Linked DNA regions of Homo sapiens: region 1 is linked to region 2. A link is a contact called in ENCODE Hi-C or POLR2A ChIA-PET data. All regions are on one chromosome and are shown on one strand. Each heading gives the region's core, a stretch centred on a gene start or an enhancer-like site at or near the end of the contact. The rest is flanking DNA. Distances are from core to core; before and after follow the strand shown. Region 1 overlaps DOCK4 (dedicator of cytokinesis 4). Region 2 overlaps DOCK4 (dedicator of cytokinesis 4).

Region 1 (5,435 bases), core at 1,079-3,578, 49 kb after region 2:
GTCTCTAAAGGGAAGAGCTTTGGAATAGATTTTTTTCTGTATATATTTTTTAAAGATTGCCAGGTGATTCTTTTACGCAGCCATTGGTGCAAACCACAGGTTGAAACAACAGTCAGATATTGATAGGTGTATTCTGGGCAGAGGGAATTTTAGGGGCAAATGCCCAGCTGGGAGAGCCCAAATTCTGCTTGACTAGATATTAGGGTAAGCCAGAAATAAAAATGTCTGCAGTATAGATAGACTGGAGAGAGGCAGGCCTGTTGGGAATGGGTTTTAATGGTCTTTAGTAGGTGCTCTCAAGGTGGAGTCTAGGGGTCCCTGAGACCCTTCTGGAGAGTCTGTAAGGGCAAAATTATTTTCATGATAATTGTAAGATGTTGTCCGCCTTTTTACTTTGGATTTGATGTTTGTGTCAATGGTGCAAAAGCAATGCTGGGAAAACTTCTGGCTACTTAGTGTGAATCAAGACCCTGGCACCAAACTGTAGTGATTGTAATTTTTACCTCTTTTTGTTCTTGCAGAAAAAATAGGAGTTTCACTTAAGAATGTCCTTGATGAAGCAATAAAAATCTCAGTCCCTCGGGTTCACATCTTTTTAATATTCTGTGGGACAAGATAGGAAGCACACATAAATTACTTGTGCTGTGTACTAGAGAATGCTGGTTGTCTTGAGGAAAAACACTTCCACAAATATTAGAGTGAAAACAAGTGAACTAGACAGTTTTTTCATGGAATATCATTTTACTTGGTAGACTGACACACAATAGTTACTCAGACTTTGGTGTTTGACAGACATTTTTTTGGAAATGAATAACAAGAGCCTGTCACTTCAAGGTAAACAGTTGACAACATTTATTGCCAATGATAAAATTTGAACTTTCAAGCAAAAATGCAAATTTTGGAAAATGTGTTATTTCTGCCACTGAGAACATAACAGCATACCAACACTTTTAGACTTTTTACTTTTATATTGTATAATGAAATGCATCAACATTTGGATGATCTGTATTACAGGTGAACCAACATTTTCCAGTATTAGTGGTGGGGAATGACCGTGTCATGAAGGCTTGACCAGGATGGGGATAGCTCAAGGAGGCAGGATGGCTCATTGTTTATGTCTTCTTCAGGAACACAATGAAGTAGGTTGAGTTTCCAGGATTTGGCCCCTGCATTGGGGATGGTTGGAAGAAAAGCCAAAAACCATAGCTTCTTCAAGCCAGTGGACTTAAAAAACAGTAGTACTTTTAAAGAAACAAGGAATTCAAGGCAAGAGCTGTTTGTGGGGCTAGGGGTAAAGAAAAATGATGGCTTTGCCAAAATTTGCTAAATTTATATCAGGCTGGGTCCTGATACACATTTCTAAAAATCCAGGCGAAGCATGGTGGCTCATGCCTGTATTCCCAGTACTTTGGGAGGACAAGGCAGGAGGGTCACTAAGGCCAGAAGTTTGAGAACAGCCTAACAACACAGCAAGACTGTCTCTACAAAAAAAAAAAAAAAAAAAAAAAAAAAAAAAAAAAAAAAAAAAATCAGCCAAGTATGGTGGTGCATGCCTGAAGTCTCAGCTACTCAGGAGGGATGAGGATTGTTTGAGGCCAGGAGTTGGAGGCTGCAATGAGCTATGATTGCACCCCTGTACTCCAGCCTGGGCAATAGAGCAAGACCCTATCTCTGAAATATATACATACATATTTTTTAATTTTTAAAAAATTCTTTATTGAATTTTTGGAAAAGAAGCTAAACATATTAAAGCTTGTCTACTTGGGGGAGACTTTTATGGAGTAAGATACAGAGAAACCAATTTTCCAATGTGATTTTTTTCTCTCCTTACCTGCCTTAATAATCATAATTTCCCTTTAAAAAAAATCTTTTGTGGTACTACAATTTAGTCCTCTCTGGCCCACTGACCTTAGTGTCAGAACCCCTGATCTTGTGCAGAGTTGCCCTCTCCTCCTCATCCCAGCTGTTTTACCAGGGTCCTAGTTCTTCTGTTGTTCCTACACACTACAAATTTTCTTCCTTGGTCTTCAATACTGGCGTTTGTATTTGGGAACTCACGAACAGATCTCTTTGGCTTTTAAACTGCTAGAACTTGGCCAACACCCCACTTTGCCTCAGGAATTTCCTAATAATGGCTCCTTTCACCATAGCCTCTGACCTAATTTGTTGTTGTTCTTTATTTGCATGCTCGTTTTTATTGAATATGCAGTAGTATAATTTCTCTTTCCTATTAGTAATCCACTCCTGCCTTCTAAAAACCCTAGTCGGGAAAAAATCTGTGGTTTCCTGAGTACACAGTCAGCTGTTTCACAACAACAGCCTGTCACGTCCTTGAAGACAGTGCTGAGGTCAGGGATACAAGAATTGAGGTAGAAACTGGAATAGAATATGCAATTTTTCTGTGTGGGCAATTGGGAGAGATGAGAGGCTACTGAAAGGTACCTGAGGAGGAATCAAGAGCCAATGAGATTGAGAGGCCTCTTGTGTGAGCCACTGTTTCTTTGCTATAAAGAAATACCTGAGGCTGGGTAATTTATAAAGAAAAGAGGCTTATTGGGCTCACAGTTCTGTAGACTGTATAAGAAGCATGGTTCCAGCATCTTCTTTTGTTTTTTTTTTTGAGTTGGAGTCTCCCTCTATTGCCTAGGCTGGAGTGCAGTGGCACTATCTCAGCTCACTGCAACCTTCACCTCCTGGGTTCCAGTGATTCTCCTGCCTCAGCCTCCTGAGTAGGTAGGACTACAGGTGCCCACCACCACACCCGGCTAGTTTTTTTGTATTTTTAGTAGAGATGGGGTTTCACCATACTGGCCAGGCTGGTCTCGAACTCCTGACCTTGTGATCTGCCCGCCTCGGCCTTCCAAAGTGTTGGGATTACAGGCATGAGCCACCACACCCAGCCAGCTCCAGCGTCTTCTTCTGGTGAAGGCCTCAGGAAGCTTACAACCATGGCGGAAGGTGAAGAGGGAGCAGGCGTTTCACAGGGTGAGAGAGGGAGCAAAAGAGATGCTATGTTCCTTTGATCAACCAGTTCTCATATGAACTCATTACAACAGTGAAGGCACCAAGCCATTCATGAAGGATCTGCCGCCATGACCCAAGCCCAGCCCACTAAGCCCACCTCCAACATTGGAGGTCACATTTCAACATGAGATTTGGAGGGGACACACATCCAAATCATATCACCTCTCATGGGGAAGGCAAAGAGAGGGTAAGCTGGTGGCTAGAAACTAAAAACAAAGATTTGAGAGGAGAGAGATGCTACAGGTGTTGGTACAGTTGTGTGGGTGTGAGCATCCTGGCACTTCCACTCACTTCCCGTTTACTGTGAGCAGAATTTTCTGGATGGGTGTGGAAAAGTCTTCATCCAAGTTGGGTCTGAGCAGAATCACAGAGGCTCTTGGAAATGGCCCATGTGGATTTTATGTAGCCTACTCAACTCTTTTTTACATGAATGAAGAAGTCTGTACTTATTTAAAGTATCTGACAATTCCAGGTTAGGCCGGCAGGTCCTACTCTGCCCAGAACAGGGACCTCGCCCCTGGCCCTTATATTAGGAACTTGGTCCTGTGCAGGTCAGGACACTATCACATGAGTTCTGGAGAGCAAAAGCCAAAGATGGAACTGAAGGTTAGGGAGTGATACATTTTCTGAATTAGAGCTCATGAACATTAAGATGGTTAAATATGAAAAATAGAAATTACTGTCTAGAATTAAAATAAAAAAAATGGCAAGATAACAAAAGACTTGTGAAAATGCCTAACATAGGTGTAAGTTCAATATAGGCTAAATGATGTCAGTATAAACTGGTGGTTTTCCACCAATTTGTGAAATTAAAGTGTTTTTCTCAGCTTGATATGGATACACCTGAGACCCCCGCCTATGTCCTAAGGAGAAGAAGGCAGAAATAATGAGAACTGAGGCCTTCCCTACCCCCTCCCTCCACACACAAGGTGGGTCATACCCCTAGCATCCTCATACCTACCTCTCAGACCTCAAGGCTTCCCTGCCCCACTGGAGATGGCTTTTCTTCCCCAGAGTCCTCACAACCCCTCCTGGGTGTCATGTGATCTACTTGAATGCTGTCAGGCACTAGCTATTGAGCTTGTGCCAGGACCAGAGGCCCCAGATGTGATGAACTAAAAGACCACTCTTCCTGTACCTCAATGACATCACCTGCGGTGGGTGCTTTTCAGAAATGATCACACCCTGTTTCTGATGTAGGTCACCCGCACGCCTTATACTCCACTCAAGGGTGGACATCCAAGGGGCAATGGGGGTTTGGGGATTCGTTAGAACATGGGCAGGGATTCTTTTTGCTGAGGTACAGGTGCATTCTGAATGGGGAAGACGCTGGCAGGGAGTGAGGGTCCGCACATTTCCGTGGGGAGCGGAGTTGCCCCTGTGGGACAGCCTCCTCCTGCAGCATGTAAGCCACCCCTCCAGCTGACCACCAGTCTGACTTCCCCAAGCAGTGGATACTGTGTCTATACTGGAAGTGTCTGAAGGAGGGTCCTCAGAGCAGCCCATGATAGGGTTGAGGAATCTTTAATCTGAAAGGCTACAATCCAGAAGTCACTCCAGGCAGAGATGAGGTCTCCCCTGAAAGCAGGGCCACCACCTCTTTGGCTCAGAGATTCCTGGATGACTCCCCCATGCATGACACTTGCCAGATTTGTCCTTTACCCTGCCTCTGCCCACTGATGAATGTGACCTGAAGATCGTGTTCACCATGTGGCTCCTCCCTGGACAGGCCCAATGTCAGGGCACTGATGCAGGGGTAATAACATTTAAGTGTATTCTATCCCATTTGGTTTTTTGGCATACCTAGTCATGTCTCTGAAGACTATGGCTCTAAGATGGATGGACACGTAGTAGATCTATAAATATATCACCCTGGACTCAATCCACAGAGTGATGAATGTGAAAGGTGGTTTGCATGCCACTGCACAAACCCATATGAAATACTCATCTTGGACTTTTAATCAAAATTGAATTCTGCAAGTGTTAGCAATGTTTTTAAGAGCAGTTTTTTTAGTATTTAAATTTTTTACCTTTATTGGGAAGTTATCTGTTAGGATAATACAATTTAATGAAAGAAAACAATAGTAGGAGACTTGGAAGCTCCTATTCATATTTGGCAGCCCTTTGGCTTCTCTGAGAGGGCATCCACAAATGACTTTGCTATGGATACAATGCTGTGTTCAAAGATGATTTTACGGCCGGGCGCGGTGGCTCACGCCTGTAATCCCAGCACTTTGGGAGGCCGAGGCGGGCGGATCACGAGGTCAGGAGATCGAGACCATCCTGGCTAACACAGTGAAACCCCGTCTCCTAAAAAACACAAAAAAATTAGCCGGGCGTGATGGCGGGCGCCTGTAGTCCCAGCTACTTGGGAGGCTGAGGCAGGAGAATGGCGTGAACCCGGGAGGCGG
Region 2 (6,351 bases), core at 3,488-5,987:
CTTTTCCTTCACTATACAGCCCCAACAAATACAGTGGGTTTCATTAAAGTAATGAAAATTTAAGCTGGCACATATTCTCAGCTACTCTGAAGGCTGGGGCAGGAGGATCACTTGAACTCAGGAGTTCAAGTCCATCCTGGGCAACATGGCGAGACTCTGTCTCTTAAAAAAAAAAAGAAGAATTTAAAACAGATATAGTTATCAGAATTTATTATTCCATGCAACTATTATCACCTAAGAGAAGTGACATTAAACATTTAACAGTTTTTCAGTGATGCCACCATTATCAAGTAAAAACATGTTAGGAATTTCTTACAGCCCAACGAGGTCAGGCCCTTTTTAAAAAAATACTAATAGTTCTAGCTGGGTTGTTACATCCAATTCCCTTGAGAGAATTGAGGTTTAAATTTAAAATAAATCCTCTATGAAATGATTAGATTTCATAGATTAGATTAGATTCACTGTAGGCTCTGAAGGTACCTCCTGTGACATGATATGGGCAAAGTAAATGTGTAAGTCTTCCAAAGTGATTACTTAGAATAACGTACGCACATACACACAAAATAGTAATGAGAATAATAGTGGACAGGAGGAATCTTTTGGAGGCGGTGGATATGCTCGTGGCATAGATTGTAGTGAGGGTTTCATGTGTGTATACTTACCTCCAAACTTACCAAGTTCTATACATTAAAGATGTACAGCTTTTTTTTGTCAGTCATACCCCAAGAGCATGTTTTTTCTTTTGGTAAAAAAAGTACAAAACACTCTTGGCAGTTTTTTCTTTATTCTTTAATGGCATAGTTCTAGGTTATTTCATACTTAAAATATGCCTTTTAGTTTCCCAAGAAACCTAGTTCAGATTGTATAGTGGACATTGATGTTTAAAAGCTCCTCACTTTCTTTGCCTCTTATAGATATGGCATTAAAAAGAAGCAGCAGCAGTTAGCAGGGATTTTCCTCTAAGAAGATGAGAAAAGATGTGACAGAAATGGTTGGGGATGATGGCCTGTTCAGTTAGTTACTCCTCAGTAACAGCAGTGGTGCTTGTAGGATAGTGATAGTGCTAGAGATACAGAAAGTGGCAGTTATTTGGAGGGGGCGAGGGATGTCAAAGGGGTCTCAAGGCTTGGCATAGGATGGGAAACGTGACGAGGATGTTTAAGCAGTAGGGTTCTTTGATCAACTTTGTGTTACTGAATGATTCCTAGGTGTTCTCATTTACCTTGATCTACTCTAACAGAATTTATGTTTTATTCAGTTTCTCAGCAAAAGTTAAGTACTTCTTGATTTTTTTCCCCTTACATTACTGTAAGAAATGTACTTGATATTTAAATATCAAGATAAAAGAAGGGAGTAATAGTTATCATCTTGGAATGTGTAACCCAGGGAAATAAATATGTAAAACATGGATTGACCCTAAGTGTCCAAAGAAATGGGATACACACACACACGCACACACACACACACACACACACACACACACACACACGTATACTATTCCACCATGAACAACAATGAAATCATATCATTTGCAGTAACATGAATGGAGCTGGAGGTCATTATCTTAAGTGAAATAAGCCAGGCACAGAAAGACAGATTCCGCATGTTCTCATATGTGGGAGCTAAAAAATCTGATCACATGGACGTAGAGCATGGAAAGATAGATAGATAGGAGAGATTGGGAAAGATGAGTGGAAGGGAGAGGGGAGGATGCAGAGAAGTAGGTTAAAGGTTACAAACATGCACAAATATAGAAGAAATAAATTCAGTGTTTGATAGCAGAGTAGGGTGACTGTACTTCACAAAACTGTACTGTGCTCTGGTGACGGGCACCCTAAATACCCTGGCTTCATCACTACATGTTATATACATGTAACAAAATTTCTCATATACCCCATAAACTTGTACACATAAAAATAATTTTTAAAGAAGTTAACTTTGTACACATGTAGTGGGCAATTTTTTCCTTCTAGCCATAGATTGAAGCCCAAACTTGATATTCTACATAATATTAATATTAACTAGGCAGTTTCTGCTGATGCCAGTTCTTAGAAAGATAACAAATTTTTACTCCTTAATGGATAGTTCTATGTTTCACCAGGTTGTAATAACATGTCCATTACCAGTAAGAGACATTTTCCCAGTACTCTGTAGTGGAGCTCAAATGGAGCATATTCTGGCTTTGCCACTTACTAGGTATTTAAGCCTTAGCTTCCTCATCTGTGTGATGAAATAACAGTACCCACTTCAGGATGGTCACAAAGATTCAACAAGTAAGGCATGCAATGCATTTAGCATGATGTCTGGCATACTTAATGCCCCAGAAAGGTTTTTAAAAATAATTGTAAGTATTGAGTGTAAAACAGGCTCTCTGACTAATTCTAAGATTGGAGAGATGAGAGACTTTTCCATGTGTTGAATTTTAGATAGAACACAAAGTCGTGTGTGTGTGTATAGAGTATATAAATGAAGCAGTACATACTTAGTATAGTTCCTGGCACAGAGTAAGTAATCCAGATAGATTAGAGAATAACAGCTATGAGTATTATTATTAATTCAGTTTTCAAATGTTTATAAAATGTGTACTTTATTAATATGGTTATATGCAGACTTTAAGACAGTTATATATGTATATATTTAAAGAACACTAAGCTTGCTATATAACCAGTAAAGATGTGCAGGGTGATATTAATATGATTAGAATACAAATGCCTTCAAGACAGGGTCTTTTTTCTTTTTTTAGAGACAGGGTCTCACTCTGTCACCCAGGCTGGAGTGCAGTGGCTTGATCATAGCTCACTACACCTTCAAACTTCTGGCTCAAGCAATTCTCCCACCTCAGCCTCCTAGAGGCATGCGCCACCACACCCAGCTAATTAAAAAAATTTTTTTGGTAGTGATGGTGTTTCTCTATGTTGTCCAGGCTGGTCTTGAACTCCTGGCCTCAAGCAATTCTCCACCTTAGCCTTCCAAAGTGTTGGGGATTATACGCATGAGCCTCTGGGCCTGGCCAAGATAGGGTCTGTGTGTGTTTTGTTTACTGCTGTCTTCTCAGGGACTAAAATGTGTTTGGTACATAATAAATGCTCAAAACACTTGGATGAAAGGATGGATGAATATGTGCTAGACACATATCAATGTGTGTGCTTGCTTAGCCCCTTGCAGTTCTAACTGATCATGAATTTTTCCATGGCATAAAGGTTGAGAGTATAACTTCTGTCACCAGGCAGTTCAAGTCTACTTACTGGCTGTGGGTCTGGGGCAATTTACTTAACCTCTCTAAGCCTTAGTTTCTTCATTTGTAAAATGGGGTAATAATTATTTCATTGATTTATTATGACTATTAAATTAATCAATATTTGTAAATCGCTGAGAAGAGTATCTGCCTTGCCTATACTATGCTCTATGTAAATGTTAAATAAATAATTAAATAAATAATAAGTCAATAAATGCCACTTGTGCCAGGAATGTGCACACAACCGAAAGACAACCATTCATTGGCTGACATTGGCATGATTTTGGCTTAGGTCATAAAGAGCTAGGCCAAATTTCTCTTTTAGGACGTTATACCTGAGAAGTTGGAGATTAAGTCAGTTAGCTATGAGAAAGGAGATTTATAGCCCAGGGAAGAGGGTAGTCATTAAAGGATGCAGGCAACAAAGATGCCTTGTTGGCCAGGGCATTGATGAGAGTGGAGCATGCTGTGCACAGAGGAAGGGAGAAAATGGGGAGGGGAGGGAGGAGGGCAGGATGCTGGGGTATGGGGGTTAGGCCACGTCAGAGTGGTTCCCCCAAACCCATTCTTTTTATTTGTTTGTCTTATAACTTGAGTGAAGCTCTGTTCCTTGTGAGACAAAGGACATGATGTGATTAGTCATTCCTAATAACTAGCTTGCCGTGTCTTAATTTATTCCTTTTTGGTAAATGATTAATTGTTTAGGAAAAACCCACCTAAAAGTTGTTGTAGGATATGGCAGTAGAGGCAGTAGCAGCTACAAAGGAGGATAAGTTGACGTCTGGCTCCCCACACTCAGGCAGTGTTACGTTGCATACAGTATAATGAACAAAGAAATCTGTTACAAAGAAGTGTCTGCCTATTTACTGGAAAGTCAAGTGTCCTTGGATAATTCAATAGTGCTTGAGAACATTATATGTTAGGGTTTAAGTAAGTGACTAGATAAAAAAGATAAAATCGTGTTTACTATGGCTTCTTTTTTCAAGGTAGAGAAGCATGCTGTTCATTTTGAGGTTTCCTATAACATCAGGTAAAGTTTAGCCAGATGAACTTTGTACATTGTGTGAACCAGTATTCTTTTAGTTGAAAGTGATAAAAACCCTCCTCAAAGTAGTCCAGGGGCAGAGGTTATATGGAGTTTCTTAGGACTCCGTTGCTTTTGCTCCAAGTTTACATGGTTAGGATTTTGGATAGAAAAAGAGAGAGGGGAGTGGGGTGTGTGGGTGGCAGGGAGAGGGGGGAGAGAGAGAGAGAGAGAGAGAGAGAAAGAAAGAGACAGACAGACACTCTCTTCCTCCCAACATCTATACACAAAACTAAGTGAAAGGGCACAGGTCCTGCTTGGGTCACATTCCTACTTCTGGTTGTACCACTGTATCCAGGGGGATGATGAGAGCTTGGTCCAGTCTGAGTCATGTGTTTCCTCTGAGGCAAGGGGGCTGGGGTACCAAGAGTGACAGCCCAGCCCAGGCCCTGCAGAGTGGAGGAGGGGAGGCTCTGCAGGGGAGGAGTGCTGGCAGGCAGAGACAACACTTCCACTCCAGGCAAATGAATGGCAGAGTGTTTGTTATTCAGGAAACCACTCCTCCAGAGCTCTGCTCTCTTGATGCCAGATAAATGAGGCTTCACGCTATTTGGAATTACTTACTTTCTTTGGGAATACGCAAAATAAAAATTGTGACACATATAAAAAATTTACATTATCATTTTTTAAATCAATTGTTTGTACTTATACTGTCATACAAAGGGAAACTTTTTCACAAGCTTTTATACAAACACATTAGTAACAGTACACCCCCATTTCTATCCTCCAAATCTTAAGATCTTGGGAAGTTGAAACCAGTCTGGATGGGGAGTAGCAACTGTGAGTTCAGAATTCTCTGTAGTTAGGATGCTCAGGATGCAGGCGTTTTGTTATCCTTTACTTACAGTCACTGTGGAAAAAAATTACCTTGGCATAAAGGTTCTCCAGTTTTGTTATGCCACATTAACCAAGATGTGTAAATGTCATAAGTGAACTATTGATATTATTTAAGTGTTCCAGAGAGACTGTACCAGAGCTCAAGTCATCCCCAGGAGAGCTTAACCTACCTTCCTTCCATAAGTAAAGCATCTCTGACATCACATAAATCAGCCCAACCTCTCTAGTCAGTACAGACTGCCTTTTTTTCCTACCCTAAAAAATTTGCTGCTTGACATTGGAATGCAGAATGAATATGCTGCTTTTGTGTTTCACAGGTTGACACAATGATAAAGACAGATCCCAGGGTCAAAGCAAAATTCTCTGGTTACCCTTTCTAGTCTAATTAAAATTTATAGGAAGTGTAGCTTTCTATTAGGTTTTCCATGCCAGACATGAAAGATCTATGTATCTTTCCTTCCCATTACTATGTGTCTGGCCAGATTGTTTCATGCTGTTAGCATCCAGGTTACCTGGTACAGTGTATGAAATTTTCTTACGTGGATTTTGCAATGGGCATACATCCTATTCAGTTTTTAAAACAAGTGCAGCAAGTTTTAAAACAAGTCCACAGACTTTTTTTTTCTCAACCTTTTCTTTTATATTGGACTTATATAGGTAGTAACAAATATGTTCAGTGTTCTAGAAATATTTGTATATGGGGTCTATTTGAAGACTGACTAGCGGTCGCCAGGTAGACATCATAACAGGAAAGGAATCAGTAGGAAATTTGCCACTTACAAAAGTACATGTCTGCTTTCAAGGCTAACTTAATTATTAAAGCCTATGACTCACTTGAGTTGTTAAGTCTTTCTGTCCCCCTGCAAATATTAGTTAAATGTCTATACCAGAGAACAAGAGGTACAGGGCCACAGTGGTGATCTTGATGGGGGGCCTCGAGTCCTGCTTAATAGAGCTCAGAGTCGATGTTAGCCCGTGAAAATATTTGCTCAGCCTTCATTCTCAGGAAAAACTGATGAAATGTAAACTGATGAATGCCGCGATAGGATCTTTAATAGAGGCTATAGCCAAGTACAAGTAAGTTGTTTCGAAAGATAAGTGTATAGAAAGCTAAAGTTTGACAAATTAATTGTTGTTCCCTGCTGAAGGAACATTCTGTTTTCTTTCCTGCAGTGGCCACTGACCTCTGGCTGGG

Evidence for each region. Hi-C counts contacts between places; a loop is a spot of excess contacts on that map. ChIA-PET counts read pairs that join two places held with the same protein, here RNA polymerase II (POLR2A). Pooled maps may share reads with other maps.
Region 1: a map of IMR-90 shows a loop between it and region 2 (1.9-fold over the local background). The contact joins two enhancer-like sites. A Hi-C loop is called at or near these places in 2 of 168 maps with a recorded cell type or tissue (IMR-90 and posterior cingulate gyrus) and 4 of 50 pooled maps. POLR2A ChIA-PET finds 5 or more read pairs at or near these places in 2 of 52 experiments (H1 and PC-3).

The regions. Positions count from the first base shown.
Region 1 is chr7:112,109,829-112,115,263 of GRCh38, reverse strand. The region is part of intron 1 of DOCK4 (dedicator of cytokinesis 4); the gene reads left to right. Among named protein-coding and RNA genes, the nearest start is that of DOCK4, 94 kb to the left of the region's middle. Within about 2 kb of position 2,328, at least 7 of the 41 ENCODE cell types and tissues checked have a DNase peak (open chromatin) inside an H3K27ac peak, as active enhancers do.
Region 2 is chr7:112,160,662-112,167,012 of GRCh38, reverse strand. The region is part of intron 1 of DOCK4 (dedicator of cytokinesis 4); the gene reads left to right. Among named protein-coding and RNA genes, the nearest start is that of DOCK4, 43 kb to the left of the region's middle. RefSeq lists an enhancer at 4,508-5,048. Within about 2 kb of position 4,737, at least 7 of the 41 ENCODE cell types and tissues checked have a DNase peak (open chromatin) inside an H3K27ac peak, as active enhancers do.